Regions from separate parts of the Mus musculus genome. Here all the other regions are linked to region 1. Evidence: chromatin loops called from intact Hi-C (ENCODE). Cell type or tissue: heart. All regions are shown on one strand. Region 1 has its middle 81 kb from the start of Ubac2. Region 2 holds the start of Dock9 (dedicator of cytokinesis 9). Region 3 holds the start of Ubac2 (ubiquitin associated domain containing 2). Region 4 overlaps Dock9 (dedicator of cytokinesis 9).

Region 1 (5,000 bases):
ATATTATGAGGGTCATAGAAACTATTCCTAGTTTCTAAAACCAAACACTACGTATATAGTGGTGAAATGTGTTAAAAGGCCTGAGACTAGACACCAGTAAGGAAGGGGGAAAGAGAGAAAGTTTAGAGAAAGGGGGAGGAAGAGAGGAAGCAAAAGAAGAGAAATAGGAAGAGAGGGAGAGAGGGAGGGAGGGAGGGAGGGAGGGAGGGAGGGAGGGAAAGATGCACATAAACCAAATTTGGCAAAACCTCGGTAATTATTCAGTTAATACGATGAAATAAAGTCTGCCACAGCAGATTCAATTTTGTATACTTACCCATACGCTCCTCAAATTAATACAGAATGACTAAAAAGGGCCCACAGATCTGAGTCCATAAGAAGGAGGGGAGATCTATTCAACAATGCCATGTGTATAAGCACATGTCGAACCCTGGCATCGCCCGCTGCCTTGGGCCATCTTCAGGGCTGCTTTGGGCATCTAGGGTGCTGTGGAATTAAGGCTAGCACTAGGCCAGGTGACCAAAGCAGAGAAGATCAACACTCTCATCTAAGCAGGCACCAACGGACCAAGGCATGGCCGCCTCCCGAGAGAACCGGGATTACTGTCTCAGATGCTCACAGGACAGAGATAGGCCAGAATTTATGTGACAGGTGCACCTGCTGTGACTTCCTGGCAGACACAGGAAAAGGGTGGAAGGTGAGATTCATGGGTAATATTTAGTGGCTTGAAACCTCTCCCAGACTCCTCCCATGTTCTGCATTCCCCCATCCGGGCCAGGAGCCTTCTCTGCACCTACGTTGTCATCAGCTTCCTCATATTTTGTAACAATTTCATCATAGATTATATCAGACACATGACCATAGACAGACAGACAGGTAGACAAAACTAAGAGTTGAGACACCAGCAAAGTGCCTGGCTATATTTAAGAGTGTCCAAGGAAAATGCATACTACTAAAAGTTTCATTAGACCAAAACAGCAGAAGCATGTCACACGTGGGGATACTGTCAATGGGCCACCCTCAAACAGGAATCAGATATTCAAGGGCTGCAGCACATTGATTAGTGTGGCACTGTGGAAGTCACAGCACAAGAAAGTGTATCGTTAGTTCCAATTTTTCCTAACATCCCTGATGATCACAGCACCCCAATTAAGAAAGAGTCCCAGCTGAGAGGAGAGAGGGGGGCCACAGAGGTTGAGACTACTCCCTCCTGCAGCTTCAAAAAGCAATGATGCTTCGGCAACAGAAGTTAATACAAGTTATCAAAGACACGGTCAGCCAGGTTCTGGTCCGTTCTTCAACTGACCAAGTTCTGTAAAACTGAAAAATAAAATCCCTGATTATCGCAGATCAAACTCAATTTTGAGTGATGTAGGGTGAGTTGGCAGCGCTGGCAAACGACAGAAAATCCAAACTGAGCAGACTGGATATGGAAATCAACACAAATCTCCACCAGCATCGTTCACACCAGCATCGTTCACACCGGCATCGTTCCTGTCTGACCCAGGACGGGCTCCGATCTGCCACGAAAAGCGAAGCATCTGCCCTGTGTTCATAAACAATGCTCCTTGGCAATCCCCCACACACTGCACCACAAGGCCACAGACATTACTTTCAAGGCTCATCTCCTCACATGTTCCAAGGAACACACCCACAAACAAGTCCCCTTCAAGAAAACAAACGCAAAGAGCTGCTAAAAAGTTTCCAGCTGCCCTGAGGAGCTCCCTCCAGCACAGACTGCTCCTCTCCCGGCACCAGCCCAGCATCTCAGCGTGCCCTCTTTTCCAAATACAGCAGGGCCGTCCCTGGCTGTGAAAAAGTTGATTTTTTAAACTTCACCTTTCTCACACCCAGTGGCCTGTTTCCAGGAGTCACTGACACGACTGGGTTCACCTTGGTTTGTCTTGCTATGCTAGCCTCAAGTCCCCAGACTTCAAAGTAATTTGTACCAAGGATGAAACGAGCAAGTTCACCCCTTGCCACTCATAAGAAGCCTCCAGACACCAGCTTAGCACACTGAGCAGAGATCTGCCCACCCAAACATCCGCGGGGAAACCTATTCGCTGGACCATCAGATGGGTGGTAAAGACCCCACCTCCTCTACACTGTATGAGGCCCGGGCACCTGCCAAGCCCCCCGAAACACCGAGGATGCGGTGAGGACAGAGAAACTTCCCAATTGGCAGAGGACAGGTAACGTGGGGGGCAGGGAAGTGGACAGAGGGCGGAAATTTCCCAGGAGGAGAGGAAAAGCCCTAGGAGGGCAAGCTCTGGACTCTGGAAGTTGCGGCCCCCAAAGATCTCCCCGCTGCCCGCCCGCTCCCTTTCTCTGTCTGCTCCGGATTTACCAGAGCGCTGGTCAGGCCCGCCCGCCACCTGCGCGCCTCGCTCACCAGGAGCACCGAGCCGCGCACCACCTCTGACACGCTCTGCCGCAGCTCCGCCGCCGTGCCGGGCTTGCTCAAAGCCCGGGTGAACTTCCGAGTCTCCGTCGACACAGGGAGCTGCTGCTGCGCCATCCTCCGGCCGCCGCTGCGGGATCCGGCGCGCGCGGTCTGGCCCGGTCGCGCCGCCGCCAGGTGCGCCCGGGGCACGGGAACCCGCGGTCCCGGTCGGGTCCTCAGGCGCTGCAGCCCGGGCCACGCCCTCTGTGCCGCGTCACGCCCCGAGGTGTCCTCCCCGGGCCCGCGTGCCTGCTGCGGCGCCTGGGCTAGCTCCGGACGATCCTACGCGCAGCGCTCGCCGCGACTCCCCCATGCCCCCGACCTCCCTGCGCGGCCGCCTCCTAGGGGCGGGGCGTCCGGCGAGGTGGGGCGGGGCCGATGGGCGGGGCGCCCTGTGGGGCGGGGCCGATGGGGCGGAGTCGGTGGGCAGGACCTGACTCTGGAATCTGGTGATTCCTCCGCCCCGGAGGGCACAGACCCTACATCCTGAACCTCTTTCCCCGGGTCTCCAAAGAGACTGTCGAGGCCCCAAAGAGCCGTGAGGGTGCGGACTCGCTGGCACCATAATGCCCTGAACGAGGCACCGGACAACGTAGTCTTTATTTATGTGACTGAGAAGATACAAGTCCTCGCCCTCGAGACTAGTCGGGCGTATTTGGGTCCACCTTACTGTCCCCAAACATGTGGCTCGCGGTGGAACTGGACAGCGTCGATCCGGATGGGCGTAGGGCCCAACACAGACCTCGGGCCGCGTGCTGCGTCACCTAGGACGCCAGCGTGACTCCTGGACCTCGATTATCTCAGCTACAGCCTGAGGACAGCGAACTGATGTGACTCAGCTGCAGTGCCAGCCTTCTACCCCGCGGGTGCCGAACCCGGGACCTCCGGGGTCACCGCTGCTGACGGCGTACCTCCGAGAGGACCATCTCCTGAAGCCTCTTCTGCCTTCCCCCAAATTTCCTTTCTCCCTCGTAAAGCACAAGGGCACAGCCCTAGCCCCCGCGCAGAGAGCGCGCAAGCAGGGGAGCTTGGGGCTCCGCTGATGCGCATGCTCTGTGGCTTCCATCGGGGCGGGCTCTCCGGCCCAGAGTCAGCCTTCAGGAAGGCTCCACTGATTGGCCCGGCTACTCAAGCCACACCCACTACCCCCTGATGGACAGCTTCTTACCTGCCTGGTCAGCTTCCGAGGCTTGGCCTTGAAAACCAGAGGCGGGGCCGGGGGATTTCTTAGGACGCCTCCTGATCAAGTGTTAGGAAACTTATGGGGGAAAAAAAAAAAATGGAATTGCGTCCCACCTCTTCAAAAACCCAAATCCCTGGCCTAAAGCTAATATTAGAGCTGAAGGGAGAAAATACCTAGTTTAGAGAGCAAAACACCACCATTCTGGGATTAATGAGCCGGCCTGGCACATTAAGATTTAGAGCTCGGGTATGCAACTGGTACTCAATAAATGCTTGCTGAACTGGATTTTATTTATTTATTTTTTGCACCCTACTGAGTTGAGTTCACAAGGTGTAACATTGAACAGCGGGAAAGATTGAAAGATTTTTTTTTTAATTCCTTGTTTAGTTTTTGTCGTTTTGTTTTAAGTTTCAATTTTAGTTACTTTGTGGGTCTGTGTACCTGCGTGCAGTGTCCATGGAGACTAGAGGCTTTGAACTTTTTTTTTTAATTACACACCAGCTTTTTTTCTCTTCTGTGCAAACCTGGAATGTCCTAGACTTTTCTCAGAGTACGGCTAAGGCTACGTGATAATAAAACAGAGGCAGGCCAACCACGCCCTGCTTTCTGTGGAAAAACTAACAGGTTTTATCTGACTGTCCAGGACTTTTGTTTATGCCTCTGAGCTACACTGGGAACAGCTGCCCTGTTAAGTGAACTGAGATACACGCGTGAATCATAAAACTCTCTGAACTCAGTCTCTAAAAATCCTACATATGTTGAAGGAGAAGCCTGATCTTTTCCAAAAGCGAAGGAAATTTTCTTTTGTGTCGTTGATGACTCTAGTAAGTACTGAAGAGATAATCAGGTTTGAGATTTTTGCGTACAAATGACTACTACAGAGAAATATTTACAATTCAAGCATTTACTCAACTTTTAACGACCTTACTGGACGATGTCTTATTCACTTGAAGATATGCACATGTTCTAATGGCACATGAGTTTTGTTTTTCAAAGTATCTCCTCTAGTTAAGGCCGGTCGTGATTCATGATGAACCAGCCTCTGGCTCCCAATGCAGGGATTACAAGCAAACATTCACCACACACCTGAAAATATAACTTCCTTTAAATATCAGAGATATCTTGAAAGAGAATTTCTGTGTTTAGAAGAAAACAGTAAGTAACCTGTTCAGAGTAGGTACTCCTCGGACCCGGAGACATGGTTCAGGGTTAAGAGGACTGGCTTCCAGAGGGCTGGGGTTTTAATTTCCAGCACCCATATGGAGTATCTGATGTATCTACCAATTGCTGGAACAATCACAACTGCATGTAACTCCAGCTGCAGTGAGAGCGTACATCCTCTTTAGGCTCTAAAGACACCCACTCGTACATGAA
Region 2 (5,000 bases), 99 kb before region 1:
CACCCCCTAAACATCCTGGCTTCTATCTGATATTCCCCTCTTATCTTGTTTACCTCTGTGGAAGAGAAACTCCTGCAGATAAGAAAGTTGTCAGGTTGTATCAGTTTCCTTCCCTCTCCACACCCCTCTGCAGGTGCACGGAACTGGACCACTCCACGGGACCAGAAGTTTCCATGTCCCAAGAATCATTTCCCCATGTACACCTGTAGCTGGCCCAGCCTTGTCTTTTACAATTCCCAGTGGAACCATCTGGACTGAGCTAAACAAGGAACTACAGCATACGCAGAAAACATGAGAACACTAGAAAGAGCAGTCATGTTTTTTTAAGAGAAGTCACTTCTACATTATTTGAAAGAAAAAAATCAGAACATCACTACAAGCTACTTAGTTCTTCCGGTAACGATTTCTGCCCATCCAGAGAACCACGAGAGAACAAACACATTTCAGGATATCCACCCAGGAAACCCAAACCACACAACATCCTTCATCTTCCACTCTAGGATTTCACCCTAGGAGGCATGCAGGTGACTCAAGCCACGATGATACAATGAGCTATCTATCAGGCTTGAAGATAGGGAGCAAACAACTGTAAACTTTATATTCCAGAAAAGGGGCGGAGGCAGTAAATCTGTATGTTAAAAATGAACTGTGTGCGTGTGGCGGGGTGGGGTGGGAGGGGGAGCCAACTTATTTGACTGACTTTCAGTCAAGAACAAGCAGTACAGTTTTGAAGGCGGCGCAATACAAGTAAGTTAACCCCCCTCATCACAAAGGAAAGCGATTCGGTCAGGGTGAAATATGCTCTTGGAGAGTTTAAGCTCCCACCCTCACAGCTGTTAATTGCCAGTGCAGTAAACTGGAAACCAAACACTAGAGCACTAGAGCAGCCACAACTGAACTTCCATGTTTGGGGTGGGGAAAGCTACACAGAGGTACTAGGCACTAGCTTGACAATCCCTTTAACAGCCCGTGTGAAAGGCTCAATTGTCCCCTCGGCAGAGCACGCTGGTGGTTTCTGCAGCTTGCTTTAAAAAATTATGTGCCTTTATTGTACTAAAGAAATTCCAAACGGGAAGCACAGCCTACTCATTGACGGTTAACAACACAATTACTTTACATGGTCTTCCCTTCCAGAGTCTAAGAAGGCACTTGAGTTTGTTCAAACTACTATGGGTTTGGCTAATGCTAAAACATCAACTTTGCTGTCAGCTGAGATTCTTTCTGACTCTGTTCAACACAAACGCCCCTGATAAAAATAAACAAGGGGAAGAGACCGGCGTGCACTCCTCAGCACCTACCTGCCTTGTTTTCTCACTGACATAAATAGACAATGCACAGAAGGGTTTAAGTCTGCAAAATACTTCCTTTCCAACTCCCAGGGTGCTGTTAAAACCCCCGCCCAGTTGACTTCTGAAAAAAAAAAATCGTTGTGGCTAGGTGTGACAAAATTTTTGAACAATACTAAATTGTTTTATGCAAAGCTCCTCCCAGAAACCTGTTCACCCACAAACGTCAACATTTCTTTCCTGAGGAAGGATGGAAGTAGACTTCAGGCCAGTCTATAAGGAAAGGTAGAGATAAGGGTTTCCTAGAGACAGGCGGAGCAAGTCAGAAAGGAGCAAGTCGGAAAGTCAGAAAGAGCAGCGGGATGCGGTGGGTCACTGACTCATTCAGAAGCAGTCACGGTCCCGGGACAGGGCGACAGGACGGGACTCTTACCAATGTGGAGCTCTCTGCCTCCACGTCTGCCTGAGCTGCATCCTTGTACTGCAGGGGGGACTCGATGACCAACTCCTTCTTGTCACTTCTACCGCTCGTCCTGTACTTCTCAGCCTGCATTCTCCACACAGACCACTGTCAGAAAGCCTGCAGCAGGGACAGCTGAGAGTCCCCCACCAGCCGCACCGCTGGCCAGAGAAAGGAAAGGAAGCCTGAAGCCTGTTTCCCAGGCACTGGAAGTGCAGAGCCTGAGGGGTGGGGAAGGCATGACCGAGAAGGCCAGCCTCTAGGGGTGTTACTACAGCTAGGAGAATGGGAGGCTCCTGCTCGCTGGCCAAAGAAAAACAACCCCCAAACAGAACAATACACAGTGTACTGCCTCTGCAATGAAAGACCAGCCTCATTGTGTCTGTTCCACACAGCGTGGGCCAAATCAATGTGAATCCAAATAGTGCAGCATTGAGAAGGAAGCCTGCCGATCCCAGCGAGGCTCCCTCATAAGGACTTCCGATCTGAAGCCCCCAGCTAGGTCGCCTGGCTGGTCTAAAAGTTGCAGTTTCAAAACGCTTTCATTTGTGTTATGGCTAAGCACCAAGAACTTGGCTCCTGATCAAAGCAGGACCAAACGAGCAAGCAAGGGTGTTCCCAGGAGGTACAGTTCAAGAAATCATTTCTCCTTGCAGGACAGACAGCAGCAGACAAACTCATGTATCTGTTTTATGCCAGGGAGATGATACCGTAATGCTGAATAAATTAATAATGCAGCCAAAGCATTTACCATGGACATTTTCTTTGCACACAACAACGTGTGTGTGCCAGGATGTAGTGTGCCCAGTGTTAAAGGATGGAGAAGGTCAGAGTGGAAACGTAAAGCAGAAAGTCTCTTCCCTCAAGAATAGGAAAAAGATGGGAAGTCCAAAGATATCCTGAAGAAGAGAGATACACAGATGTTCTTGCAGAAGTCTGCTATCAGGAGTTACAGAGCCAAAGTTTGGAGCTGAGATGAAAGGATGGACCATGTAGAGACTGCCATATCCAGGGATCCACCCCATAATCAGCATCCAAACGCTGACACCATTGCATACACTAGCAAGATTTTATTGAAAGGACCCAGATGTAGCTGTCTCTTGTGAGACTAGGCCGGGGCCTAGCAAACACAGAAGTGGATGCTCACAGTCAGCTATTGGATGGGTCACACGGCCCCCAATGGAGGAGCTAGAGAAAGTAGCCAAGGAGCTAAAGGGATCTGCAACCCTATAGGTGGAACAACATTATGAACTAACCAGTACCCCGGAGCTCTTGACTCTAGCTGCATATATATCAAAAGATGGCCTAGTCGGCCATCACTGGAAAGAGAGGCCCATTGGACTTGCAAACTTTATATGCCCCAGTACAGGGGAACACCAGGGCCAAAAAGGGGGAGTGGGTGGGCAGGGGAGTGGGGGTGGGTGGATATGGGGGACTTTTGGTATAGCATTGGAAATGTAAATGAGTTAAATACCTAATAAAAAATGGAAAAAAAAAAAAAAAGAAGTCTGCTATCTTTTTTGTTTCCTCATATTCCCTGAAGGAGTAACTTTTTAAGAGATCAACTAGCAAAAATCAAAACACAAGCATCGGAGAGGTTCGCTACAAGGATGCACGAAGGGGTTTGCTACAAAGATGCACGAAGGGGTTTGCTACAAAGATGCACAGAAAGCATGTACTACAGGTGGGTTAAATGTAAAGATGCCCTTCGGGTGGAACCCCTCCCATTTAGTGCCTGTTCACTTCTTTGAAATCAAGACCTGTCTAGTAACAGATACAAATATTATAATAGTCAGTAAATAGCATCCACAGTCTCAATGTACAAAATAGTCTAGGACCAGAAGCCAGCAGAAGAAATGCAGTCCAAACCCACCCAGCCCCACCATCACTCTGCAGGCACCAGGATGATGGAGACTGCCAGAGCTCAGTAGGACTCAAGTGGAAACTGAGAGGCCACACAGTGCCTAACTGCCCTCCCTCTTTCCCTTCAGCACCTGCCACTGTCATTTAAACACCAGAAATCCTTCTGACTATGATCACCACTGTGTAGTAAATAAATTACTGAGTCCATTTAAAAAATAGTTAACTTGCTGGGTGTGGCTGTTCACACCTATAATTCCAAAACTCGGGGATAACTAAGGCAGGAGGATTGCCACCAGTTCAAGGCCTGCCTAGAACTAAAAGTAAGCTCCTGTATCAAGAAAAAAAAATCAAAACCTAGCTTTTATAATAAATACACTTTTAAAGAGTTGGGTACATAGCTCTGTTGGTAGTGTTTGCCTGGCATGCACAAAGCCCTGCGTTCAATCCTTAGCATCACATAAATCAGAAATTGGGATCCATGCCTGTAATCATAGCATTCTGGAGGTAGAGACTGAAGGGTCAGAACTTCAAGATCTTTCTATCGTTAAAACACATATGAAGTTCAAGGCCCACCCACCATGACCCCTTCCCCGAAAGACTAAAGAAAAGAAAGAATAAACTATCCAAGATTTAGAAACTGGGTAGGTTATGGTGGTGACCACTCATTTACTCTCTTCACTCAGGACACAGAGGCAGGCTTCGGAACTCCGAGTTTGAGGCCTGTCTACTCTACATAGTAAGTTCCAGGACAGCCAGGACTTCAGAGAGAAACCCTGTCTCAAGAAAGAAAAAAATAAAATAAAATATATAGAAGAGGCTAGCTTATAGATTATCTTTCAAGGCAAACTCTGGCATTCTAATCAAAGCTGCATCCCAAAATAATAGAATCCAGGAATTTGAAAAACCATTCTAAGGTTACAGAGGGGCAGGAGTAGAGAGTTTCAGTTACATACAAATAAAGCCAAAAGAAGAACGAAATTAAAATTTAGAGGTGTCCTAGATAAGAGGCTAGAAATCACAGCACAAACCACAGACATGAGCAACAGCTCACAAACCTTCTAGGTGGCTCACAGGATAGGCCTAATCTTCCTCAGATTTCCACTGCCACTCAGCAGCCAGCAGCTAAGGAAACAAGCTATCCAATTTGTTGAGTCAACCCGCAGTGGTATCCATAGTAGTCTGCTGGGTTAAGACGTTGCCTGAGAAGCACTGTTTGCCCTGTACAAAGCACTGCTTACAGTCTGCAGTCTTACCTACTCTTGGAAACTCTATGTCAGTTAGCCCTGTTTCTCACACGGGCAAACTGATTCGGACTTTAAACGTACATACTAAACAGCCTTCACACAATGGCGTACAGATGCTCACTTGGGGGTAACTGCTGTTGCTATTCC
Region 3 (5,000 bases), 82 kb after region 1:
CTGCGTGCAACTTAATCCCTTCGCTTAACACTTCTGACATAGGTAAAATATATATCTAAGTTGTCCCATATTTTGGTATCACTACTTTTTTATTATAAAAACAAAATTATGTACACTTGTTACAGAGTAAATATTTTAAAACAACAGAATGGGAAATGCTTTATTTCAGGTGCAGAACAAGACGATCAAGCCTCTTTTCACAAAATAATCTTTAATTCAAGGAGCTAATGGGTTCTCAGTAAGATTTTTGGTGACTTGGGTTGTCAGTGACTTGCACACTGGCTGTTGCTACTTCTTGGTGTTTATAAATCCAGGTGACCAGAACTGCTGCACTGATGTTCACGATACTGGAAGAGGAAAAAAAAAAGTGTTTCCTGTGGAATAATTTTCAAGAGTTTCAAGTTTTGACCACTTCATTTTTGGTATATTTCCACTCAAGTGTTTTCATTTCCTATGAGCCCTGAATTTGTGACGATTGAGTTTTCATGTTGATATCAGTCAGTATGTGCAACTGCTACAAAACTTCTGACTACTGTTCATCTCACAGCTTTCTATCTTTTCAGATTTCAGATCTTCCAAACATACTAATGTTCAACGGAATGAGGAATTTACTTCATTTCTTCCTCTCTAACCCTGATTAGATAATAACCTTTTATAGTTTATATTAGTTTACCATAAGTGGTTACTATCTATAATATATAGGACTTAAGTAGACAGGATTAAATTTCAAAACAGTAATTTAAGAGACATAATGTGACTTTGAAGCTTTCCTTAAATCTACACTATCCCCCTCGTTTCTATGTATTTAACCACTATAGGGCCATTTCTTAGATGAATCAGGCAAAAATGTCCAAATTCAACCATTCAGTTTTGACACCGGGTACTTTCCTAGGCAAACCATTTTAAGGAAGAATGCTTTTAATGCCTGGCTCAATACCCTGTGGGGATTCCCTGCGCACTTCTCTCTTTTTAGTTTGTTGTGATGTTTTGGATGAAGTATATGAAGAAAAGCTCACCCAGAGTAGGTCTGGAATTAGAAAAGCAAGCACTTAGATTAAATGGCATTTTTCCCTCCATAAAATGTCAAAGTTTAAATGGTGGCTTCTAGATTACTTGCAACTGGGGATCTGCCTTAACACGCACTTGGTCGTCCTGCAGTTCCAGTTGGTTTATCAGGCGCTGGTTAATTGGAAAACCTTACTACTCATGGATGAAAAAGAACGGGAAAGGAAAAATACACGTTTTAGCATTACTACAAAAATCGGCCGGGTCTTCTGAACACCCTTCAGTGCTCCCAGGGACCCCATAGTTTGAGAACCAGTCTTAAGTGGGCTACAGATTTTGTGGGAATCAGCTTCTGCGAAGATCATAAGGAAATAATTTTCCTGCGAAATAACTCAACTGGATGAACATACAGTCCCCCCCCCCCCCCCCAAGCCCTGGCTGTCCTGGAACTCACTCTCTAAGACCTGGCTGGCCTCGAACTCAACCTCCCAAGTGCTGGGATTAAAGGCGTGCGCCACCACTGCCCGGAACAGAAAGCTAAGTGTATTTTTAAAACTTTTTCTTCTACTAGCCGTCTTGTCCACCCTCACCCCAGCAACCCCAGGTGCTTGGTGGGTCACCGGAAGCAGACTGTTCACTGAGCGCCAAGGCCCACACGGAAGTACTGAGCATGCGTGGGACTCGCGGCCGTCTCGCCCAGTGAAAGGTCAGAGGTCTCGAGAAAGGCCTGGTGTTCTGTGGCGGAAGAACCGGCTCGCTCACGGCGCTTCACGCCGTAAGGTTCTGTACTGGGAATTCTGGCATGCGCCAAACCCGCCCCGAACTACCGGAAGCAGCTACCATCCGGCTCGCCCGCACCTACGCACTTCCTCTCTGGGAAGGAAGGGGCGGGCTCTGGCCGAGTGTGCACGCCCCACGGGCTGCGCATGCGCCTTCTTCCTGGCGGCTCCGGAGCGCCTCGCCGGGCCGACTTCGCTCGCTGGTTGACAGTGCGCCTGCGCGGTCGCTGGGGGCTCTCCACCTCTGCCTCCCCTCCCCCTGACGCCCCGCGGGGGCTCCGGGCCCGGCGGGACCATGTTCACCAGCACCGGCTCCAGTGGGCTTTGTGAGTACCGGTTCCCTCATCCTTGGGCCGCCCTTCGCTCCATTCCGAGCTCTTCCCGGACCCGGCTCGGGGCAGCGGGGGACTCGGGGTTGCAGGAGGCTGGGGGCCCCTTGCCTCCCGCGCCCGAGCCTTGTCAGTTCTTGCTCTTAGGGGGCAGCGGGCGCCGCACCCACCATAGCCCCGAGGGCCGAGGGGGTGCCACGTCCATTCCGCTCCCGGCGTCTCCCACAAGGTGCGCAGCAGCTCCTGCCCTGCTGCAGGTGGGCTGGGCAGTTAGGGTCCAGCCGGGTGCCCCGCTCATCTCGTGGCCCGGGCCCACGCACGCACTTGGCGACTCGAGTGCGGGGCTGGAAGATGTTCCCGTGGGGGCGACGCTGGAACCCTGCTCGGTTCCCTCTCCCCCTTCATTCATACAGGCTTCTTTGGGACCCACCTGATTCCTGGAACGTGTGAATTTCATCCTCCGCTCCAGAATCTGCCCCCTCAATATTAACTTCCACGTACATCTTACCCGTTGTCCTTGAAGAGTTTTTGCGAGCTGAAAAAGTGAGCGCTTTTCAGTGAAGTTAGGAAGTCACTTGGCAAGAGAATGCAAGCTTTGCTTCTGGATGCCGCTGCACTCTCCAGGAGTGTCTGCGGTGGTCAGCAGGTAGAGGGCGGAGAAGTTTATTCAACCTCCAGGCACCCCCCCCCCCCACGACATTATGTTGAGTTGACTTTAGAGAGTGGACTCTTAACTAAACAGTGTTGAGATTAGGCATTGATACACTAACAGCAAACTGTTTGAACAAGCCGCAGTTCGCAGTTTCTTTCTCTGTCGGTATTTCCCATCTCTGCGTGTGAAGTTAATGTTGCTAGAGCACAGAAGTGCCTGGCATCTCCAGATGGTACATTCTGTTGTGAACGTCATGAGCCTTTCAAAGAACACTCCTGTTACATAGTCTGAGAGCTGACTGTCAGAGCCAGCGACATAATTTAAAGTCGTCCTCACCTCTCACCGTAATCTCAGGCTTTGAAGTAGGTTTAATGTTGTTTATGATCTCCATATTTAGTACCTAATTTAAGTTATGGAAACGTTGACGTATTGGCCCCAGAATCCATCAGAACTACTAGTGAGTTGGTCTTCAAACTACTGTTTGGATGAATAAGGTAGTGTGGCTTTCCTAGGGTTACACTATGTGGGTGGATCTGTCAACAGCAGATTTCTTCGATTTTAGTTGTTCTCAGCATCTTGAGGCACCCTTTTGTACCAAACATGTAAAAGTTAAAAAGTGACAGTCTGGGGACATGGCTCAGTGGTTATGAAGCTTGTCCTGCAGGCATGAATATCTGAGTTCTAATTCTCAATACCCATGTAAAAGCTAAGGCATGCAGTGTGTGTCTATAACTCACCAGTGAGAGGTGGAGGCAGGAGATTCCCCAGGGCTTTGCTGGCCAGCCAGTTTACTGTGTCAAAAAAAGTGGAGTGATTCAGAAAGACATCCCAATATCAGCATGCACACAGGTATACACGTGCACACACACGTGCGCACACATATGCACACGGGAGAAATCTGATCGAGGGCAGCACAGTATGGATTAGGTTGTAGTCGCATTTGTAGCACAGCTTTAAGAAAGGTAATCATTTGTTATAGCTGGCATGGGTGCGTGTTGAACAGGTGTGTTCTCAGGGCCAACTGTAGCCTAGGGAAAGCTGAGGTTATAGGTCCCTCTTGAGCTCCCTCGAGCCGGTGTTCAGAGCGGAGGAGTTACTGGGATGGCTTAGGTCATGCTTTAGGTGTGCATTTGACAAGCATCCAGGACCTGTGAACTGTTTGGTTTTGGAAACACGGTGTTAGGCAAGTCTTAGGTTCAATGTTTCTGATTTTGACAATAGAGCTTAGTGGTGGTTCTCCCTAGATCAGTCATTTGGCCGTTCCTGAATGTAATGACTTTTTCTTTTTCTTTCCTTTTGTTTTGTTTTGTTTTCTTTTTCTTTTTTTTTCAAGACAGGGTTTCTCTGTGTAGCCCTGGCTGTCCTGGAACTCACTCTGTAGACCAGGCTGGCCTCAAACTCAAGAGATCCACCTGCCTCTGCCTCCCAAGTTCTGTGATTAAAGGCGTGCGCCACCACCTCCCGGCTTGTAATGACTTTTCTTGCTTCAGTGTTTTCTCCTACATAGCTACTCCGCTGAGTGATGTCCTTTTAGGTAGGCAGCTGTGTGGCTCCGTGGTTAGGTCAAAGGTCTGATCCTGAGGAAGAAGCAAGCACCCTCAGAGGGGTGATTGATACATCTCTGCCTAGAGGCTGTGACTAGCCATCTTTCTGGCCATTTCCCGCACCTGCCTGCCCATCTGACATTTGTGATCAGGAGATAAAGGTGCTTTAGTGCTAACACTTCGCTCCCCTCCCGTTCATTCAGTTGAGGACCTCCTGAAGCCCTGCATGGTTTACATAGACAGTAATGTGGTAAACAGAGTAAAGGAGTCTAGCATCAAACAGGCCAGTCAGTAATCAAAGTGCTCTTCAGTACTGTCACGTGTAGTGGATGGTGGTCCTGGTAGAGGGCTGCTGTGTGTTTGCGGGAAAAGCCTGAGAAATGAAGGAGCCAGGCATGCTACGTACGGTTCCTTCAGAAAGTTGTTTTGAAGAAAGGAAGCAGCATGCACAAAGACAGAAGGTGCAGTGCAGCAGGATGTGTGCAAGGTTCTGCAGGAGGCGTGCGCTGCTAGGGCAGTGAACCAGGGGAAAGGGCGCTTGTGATTATTTCTTTGCCACTGTTTTGTTCTGTGTCAGTTAGGATTGGGTAAAAGTGCTTGTAGATAGTGTGCATAATGTAGTTTAAATTCTCACATGTAGACTAACCCTGTCACTAAATAATACATGTAACCATTTTATTAGTAAGAATTC
Region 4 (5,000 bases), 150 kb before region 1:
ATACGTTTTAATGGTAGAGAAACTATCAAAGTAACTGGGAAATCACGAGCACACGTAGGAAGCAGCTAGCTGTCTTGCGCGTGCACATACACATTCTCTCGGTGCCCAGTGTGGCAGGAGAGGAATCACAGCAGGTTACCACTGGAGTTCTCAGGAAGAGGAGGACAATCATGAAGATAAAAGATTGACTTCTTTACCCAACACGGGCAGTTTTACTGACAGGAAGCATAAAAGTAAAATCTTAATCAATGTTTGGTAAAGATACTTATAATATGCACTTTCACAGCCAAGGTGCCCACAAAAATACAGCTGTTAAAAAAAATTATCCCAAGACTATGCAATTGAGCGCATTTCAGGGTGGCGGGATTCAGTCCTGCTCTGAAAATAGACTGTGGTCGGCCAGTCCAGAGGGCTGTAGGAGCTTCCTCAGACGGCCGTGGCTGCATCCTGGCCGTGGCCTGCTTTCTATTTTAGGTTCAGTAGAGAGAGAAATGTGCGGGGGGAAATGGACAGGAGCAGAGCGACTTTCCCTAGAAGCTGTCACTTGCACACTCGGCAAAGAGAAGGACTCAGCCCAAAGAGCCATACCAAAACAAACAAACAAAAATACCTCCTAACCCACACAGTAAACCTTAAGCCCAGTCACCGACATTCTCATGTTTCCAGAAGAGACAGTGATGTATCTCTAGTTTTCTGTGAGCCGAAGAAATGATTTAAAGTGAAAAAAATCTATGGGCAATTTTACTTATTTCAAATAATAATTTGAAATAATTTTTCCTGTACTGTATTACAGGAAAAATACTGTGTTGAGTCATTTAGACAAAATGAAATAAAACAGTTAGCAAAATCCCCTGAGGCCAAAATGTGTAATTCTTTAAAAGACTGTTATGTATATGGGTGGTTTGCCTGTATGCATGCCTTTGAACCATGTACCCATAGACACCCCTAGGACTGGAAACTTGGATGGTTATGAGCTGCCATGCACGTGCTAGGAATCTAAGCGCCCCCCCCCCAGAAGAGCAGCTGGTGCTTTTAACAACAGAGCCATCTCTCCAGCCCCCAGATTATTTACTTTTAAAAAAATTTATTTTATTTATATGAGAACACTGTAGCTGTCTTCAGACACACAGGAGAGAGCATCAATCCCATTAAAGAGGGTTGTGAGTCACCATGTGGTTGCTGGGAATTGAACTCAGGATCTCTGGAAGAGCAGTCAGTGCTCTTAACCGCTGAGCCATCCCTCACCCCCACCCGACCCCTCCCATCCCCCAATTATTTACTTCTTAAATTAAAAGGCTACCATAACACATATTTACTGCATATATGAGATTTAACTCAAAAGGACTTACGTTTCACCTCAAGACACAAAGCCAGGCTAGAACTTTCTAGAATTAGAAGGCTTATCAACGCAATGACTGCCAAACTGCAGTCAATCCCTTGGTGTAATAATGGCATCGTTTCTGGTTTGAGACTTAGGGAAGGAAGTGTTTGTTACAAACTTGGCTTTAAAACTCTTATTAAACTAAAATGTGTCCAGGAAACCACACGGGTTCCCACAAGTCCTGTTGAGCATGGTCCCCAGCCCTTATCCAGCCTCAAAGAGACTATAAAGTTGCAGACACCACTTTCTCTGTCCTGTATTCAACTATGAAAGGCTTACCTGTAAAGAAAAGTTCTTTGACTTCGAGATAAAATGATAAGAAACTGAATGGAAGCTTTTGGAGTCACGTGAGATGCCTCTCTTTCAGAATACAAGATGACAAGTTGTGAGCTACTGTTTGCCCCGCTATCCCCAGAAGAAAATGAAGGAAGAGAGCTGAGGTTTTCTTCACATTTCCTCTACACAAGAAGGCAACGCACACCCTCCGGCCTCATCTAACATGAAGGCAATCAGAGGGAGGAGCTCCCCGAGTTCTAGAAGAAACCAACTCACTGGTTCACAGACGCCTTTTAAATATAAATTCTTACAATTATAGACTGATGCTCTGTGTTTTGTTATATTTACAGTAAAAACTGTTTGCTTCCCTGCTAGACAATAGGAGGAAAAGATGAACTTTTAGGGTAAATACAGTCTGTCCCTGGTATGGAAACAGTAAAGATGCGCCTTTTCTCCAGGAATAAGCAAAGGCCCCAAGAACACACCAACAACCCTGAAAATCCAAGTTGGCTTCACTCACATCATGAGGCTAGTCCATAATATTCCAGAATGAAACATCAGTTATTTTGCACTGAAACAACTTCCCGTCAGACATTTCCTGTTTGTCCAAGTGTGGGTCTCAGTGGAGAAAACAAAAGCCAGAGGAACAGGATGAGTTAGGCAATGACAAGCTGTCCAGAGAGGACTCGGCCATTAAGTTACCCCCAGCTACCTTTGCCTGGCCCCATTGTTCCAGGCATCCTCCCTGAAGACTGTAGAGTCTTCACACTGCCTGGGCCTCCCATCAAACGCTTCCCCGACCTCTTTACCCAGAGAACACTCCCCTCCTCCCCCTTTCCACACACACTCCATCTGACTCTGTAACACGGGACTCATTCCTCCTGAAAACAGGATGTCCATTCGCTAGCCAGTTCCCGTGCTCCCTCAACAAATGAGCCACAACCCCAGCACTGTAACAGGAGGCGATAAACAGCTGGGCTGACCACAAAGGGACCAGGCATAGGCCGGCAGCCACCAGGTAGAGCCTGGCCCCTCACAACACAACTGTGAGAAGGCCAGCATTCTGAAGGCACAGGGACTGACAGATCCACAGGTCCAGTGATCCTCACGGGAACACCTGGGGGAAGGACAACACACTGTCCCCTTTTTCGCCTTTGTTTTCTGCCAGGTACCAGAAGACAAAGCTAAAATTCTTATGCATCTTCATAGGGGAAAAAAATTGGATTTCTTTGTTGGCTTTGCTTTGGCCAAGACAGAGTTTTGCTATGAGCCAGGCTGACCCTGAACTTGCATTCCTCCTACTTTGCCTCCCCAGTGGTGTGCCGCCAGACCTGGCCTGAAAATGCAGGTGTTAAATAACCAATGTGGGACTCAAAGAACCTGAGCTGTTTCTTAGGTGACCATGCTATTCACTGAGTTGCCAGAAAGTTCTTTTCTGGTTTCTAGGTTGCGTCAGTGTGCTGCTTCAATAAACTAAGAGTCAAGCAGTTCTAACCCGTTGCTATGGGGTCCTCTGAGCATCCAGAAATAAAGATACATGCATATATGGGTGTCAAACGAGGCCTAGACTTCCTAACATGATGGGGTGAGGGGTGCAACTCAGTGATAGAGTATTGGTCTACCATATCCAAGGCCCTGGGTTTCAGACACACACACAGACACACATACAGACAGACACACACATACAGACACACACACAGACATAATACACAGACTCAACACACAAACACACAGAGACAGACACACACATACACAGACACACAGACATATGCACACACACAGAAACAGGCATGCAGATATATACACAGGCACACAGAAATACACATACACACACAGGCAGACACACACACAGACACATATAGAGATACACACCACATACAAACACACAGAAACAGACACATGCACAGACATACAACACAGGCATACAGAGACACAGAGACTGAAACACGCGCGCGCGCGCACACACACACACACACACACACACGGGAGAAAAAGCAAGAAAATAAACATAGAAGCCAGAACCCAAAACTCCTCCAGGCTAGGCATAGGTTACAATGAGGGCTCTAAAGTTAGCTTTAATAGGCAGGTGCTAAAAAGATTCTGTGGAAACAGCTAAGTCCTGAGGAAAAACAATACCCACAGTTCCAGCCAGGAAAATTTATACTGAGAAAGGTCAATGCTGAATGCTAGTCTAGTTGCAATCCTATATTGACACAGCATGATTCTATTACAGTGCTTAACGTGTGGGTGTGTACAGTCACCATTTTACTTTATTATTAAAAATAAAACAGAAAGGTAAGGACACAAAAAGAATGAGGGATAGTGAAGACAAAGGCGTCACTCATTTAAAAGAATCATGCACACACACACAGACACATGCATGCACACACACACACGCACGCACACACACACACCCGTGTGCACATGCACACACAGGAGATCGGGCCAAGGATACTCATTGTAACATTGTTCGAAGTAAGAAAAAATGGAAATAGCCTAAGAGCTAAAATGTTTCTACAGTACAATAAAAATGACTGACCAGATCTGTACCCGAAACAAGGCTAAATGAGATAGTACTGAACATCAGAGCAAAGTAAACAGAAAAGCAACTTTCAAACATCCAGGATCAACACCCTGCGTCCTCGTGGTGAAATACTTGTAAAAACACGGAACACAATGGAGGTAAAGGCATCACAGTTTGTGGCTGCGGCTGGGGCTGCGGCTCGAAGGAGAATGGGAGCAAAGGCAGTGTCTGAAGGATGCGCCTGCCACTGAGGCTGACGAGGTAGTGGCAGGGGCAGCACTGGCTCTGGGAGAGAGGCAACACAACATGGCTGTTTTGTTTTTCCTTGTGCTTTTCAGTGACTCTGGGGTTTCTCAAAGTTACAAAATGCACGAAGGGAGGAGCCCAGCTTTGCGGTTGTTCTCCTGCTGATCCAGGTGATCCGGCCACACGCTTCATAAACCAGCAGCTCCTCTTTAGTTGCAGTGACAAGATTACCACAATCACCCTCTTGGGAACTGTGGCTATCGAGTAGATAAAGAGCACCCAAGTGCACTGGCTCATTTATGTCAGCTTGACCTGAGTTAGGTCATCTGAGAAGATGCCCTAGCCAGGCTGGCCTGTGGGCTAGCCCGTGGTTCATTTTCTTAACTGATGATTGATGAGGGAGGGTCCAGCTCACTATGGACAGAGCCATCCTGGGCTGCTGGTCCTGGTCCTATAATAAAGCCGATCTGAGCAAGCCATGGAAAAGAAAACCGGCCAGCAGCGTTACTCCATGGCCTCTGCTTCAGATCCTGACTCCAGTTTGCTGCTCCGAGTTTCTGCCCTGATTTCTTC

The links. Peaks named below come from ENCODE experiments on the same cell type or tissue, not always from the same donor. Only the 100,000 strongest peaks of a DNase experiment are listed, where the experiment ranks them.
Region 2: a loop joins it to region 1, with 2.4 times the contacts of the local background. A loop is called at or near these places in 3 of 42 quality-filtered maps.
Region 3: a loop joins it to region 1, with 2.9 times the contacts of the local background. A loop is called at or near these places in 5 of 42 quality-filtered maps.
Region 4: it touches region 1 in a loop (2.0-fold over the local background); 2 of 42 quality-filtered maps call a loop at or near these places.

The regions. Positions count from the first base shown.
Region 1 is chr14:121,795,098-121,800,097 of GRCm38, forward strand. It overlaps a transcript of Dock9 not described here. Among named protein-coding and RNA genes, the nearest start is that of Ubac2, 81 kb to the right of the region's middle. In heart, a CTCF peak has its summit at 2,534; DNase peaks (open chromatin) are centred at 1,634, 2,844 and 3,544; H3K4me3 peaks cover 2,679 bases; H3K27ac peaks cover 2,222 bases; H3K27me3 peaks cover 1,367 bases.
Region 2 is chr14:121,696,475-121,701,474 of GRCm38, forward strand. It overlaps Dock9 (dedicator of cytokinesis 9), which reads right to left and starts at 1,943. Exons shown (of 54, transcript NM_001081039.1): 1 at 1,720-1,943. The coding sequence starts at 1,839. In heart, a CTCF peak has its summit at 1,989; DNase peaks (open chromatin) are centred at 151, 737 and 1,987; H3K4me3 peaks cover 1,784 bases; H3K27ac peaks cover 1,311 bases.
Region 3 is chr14:121,876,665-121,881,664 of GRCm38, forward strand. Ubac2 (ubiquitin associated domain containing 2) reads left to right here and starts at 1,942. Exons shown (of 9, transcript NM_026861.2): 1 at 1,942-2,110. The coding sequence starts at 2,080. It overlaps 1810041H14Rik (RIKEN cDNA 1810041H14 gene), which reads right to left and starts at 2,744. Exons shown (of 2, transcript NR_130999.1): 1 at 2,544-2,744; 2 at 195-347. In heart, a CTCF peak has its summit at 1,991; a DNase peak (open chromatin) is centred at 1,887; H3K4me3 peaks cover 2,259 bases; H3K27ac peaks cover 1,760 bases.
Region 4 is chr14:121,646,356-121,651,355 of GRCm38, forward strand. The region is part of intron 9 of Dock9 (dedicator of cytokinesis 9); the gene reads right to left. Among named protein-coding and RNA genes, the nearest start is that of Dock9, 50 kb to the right of the region's middle. In heart, no CTCF peak of the experiment used is centred here; DNase peaks (open chromatin) are centred at 446 and 2,536; H3K4me3 peaks cover 473 bases; H3K27ac peaks cover 1,679 bases.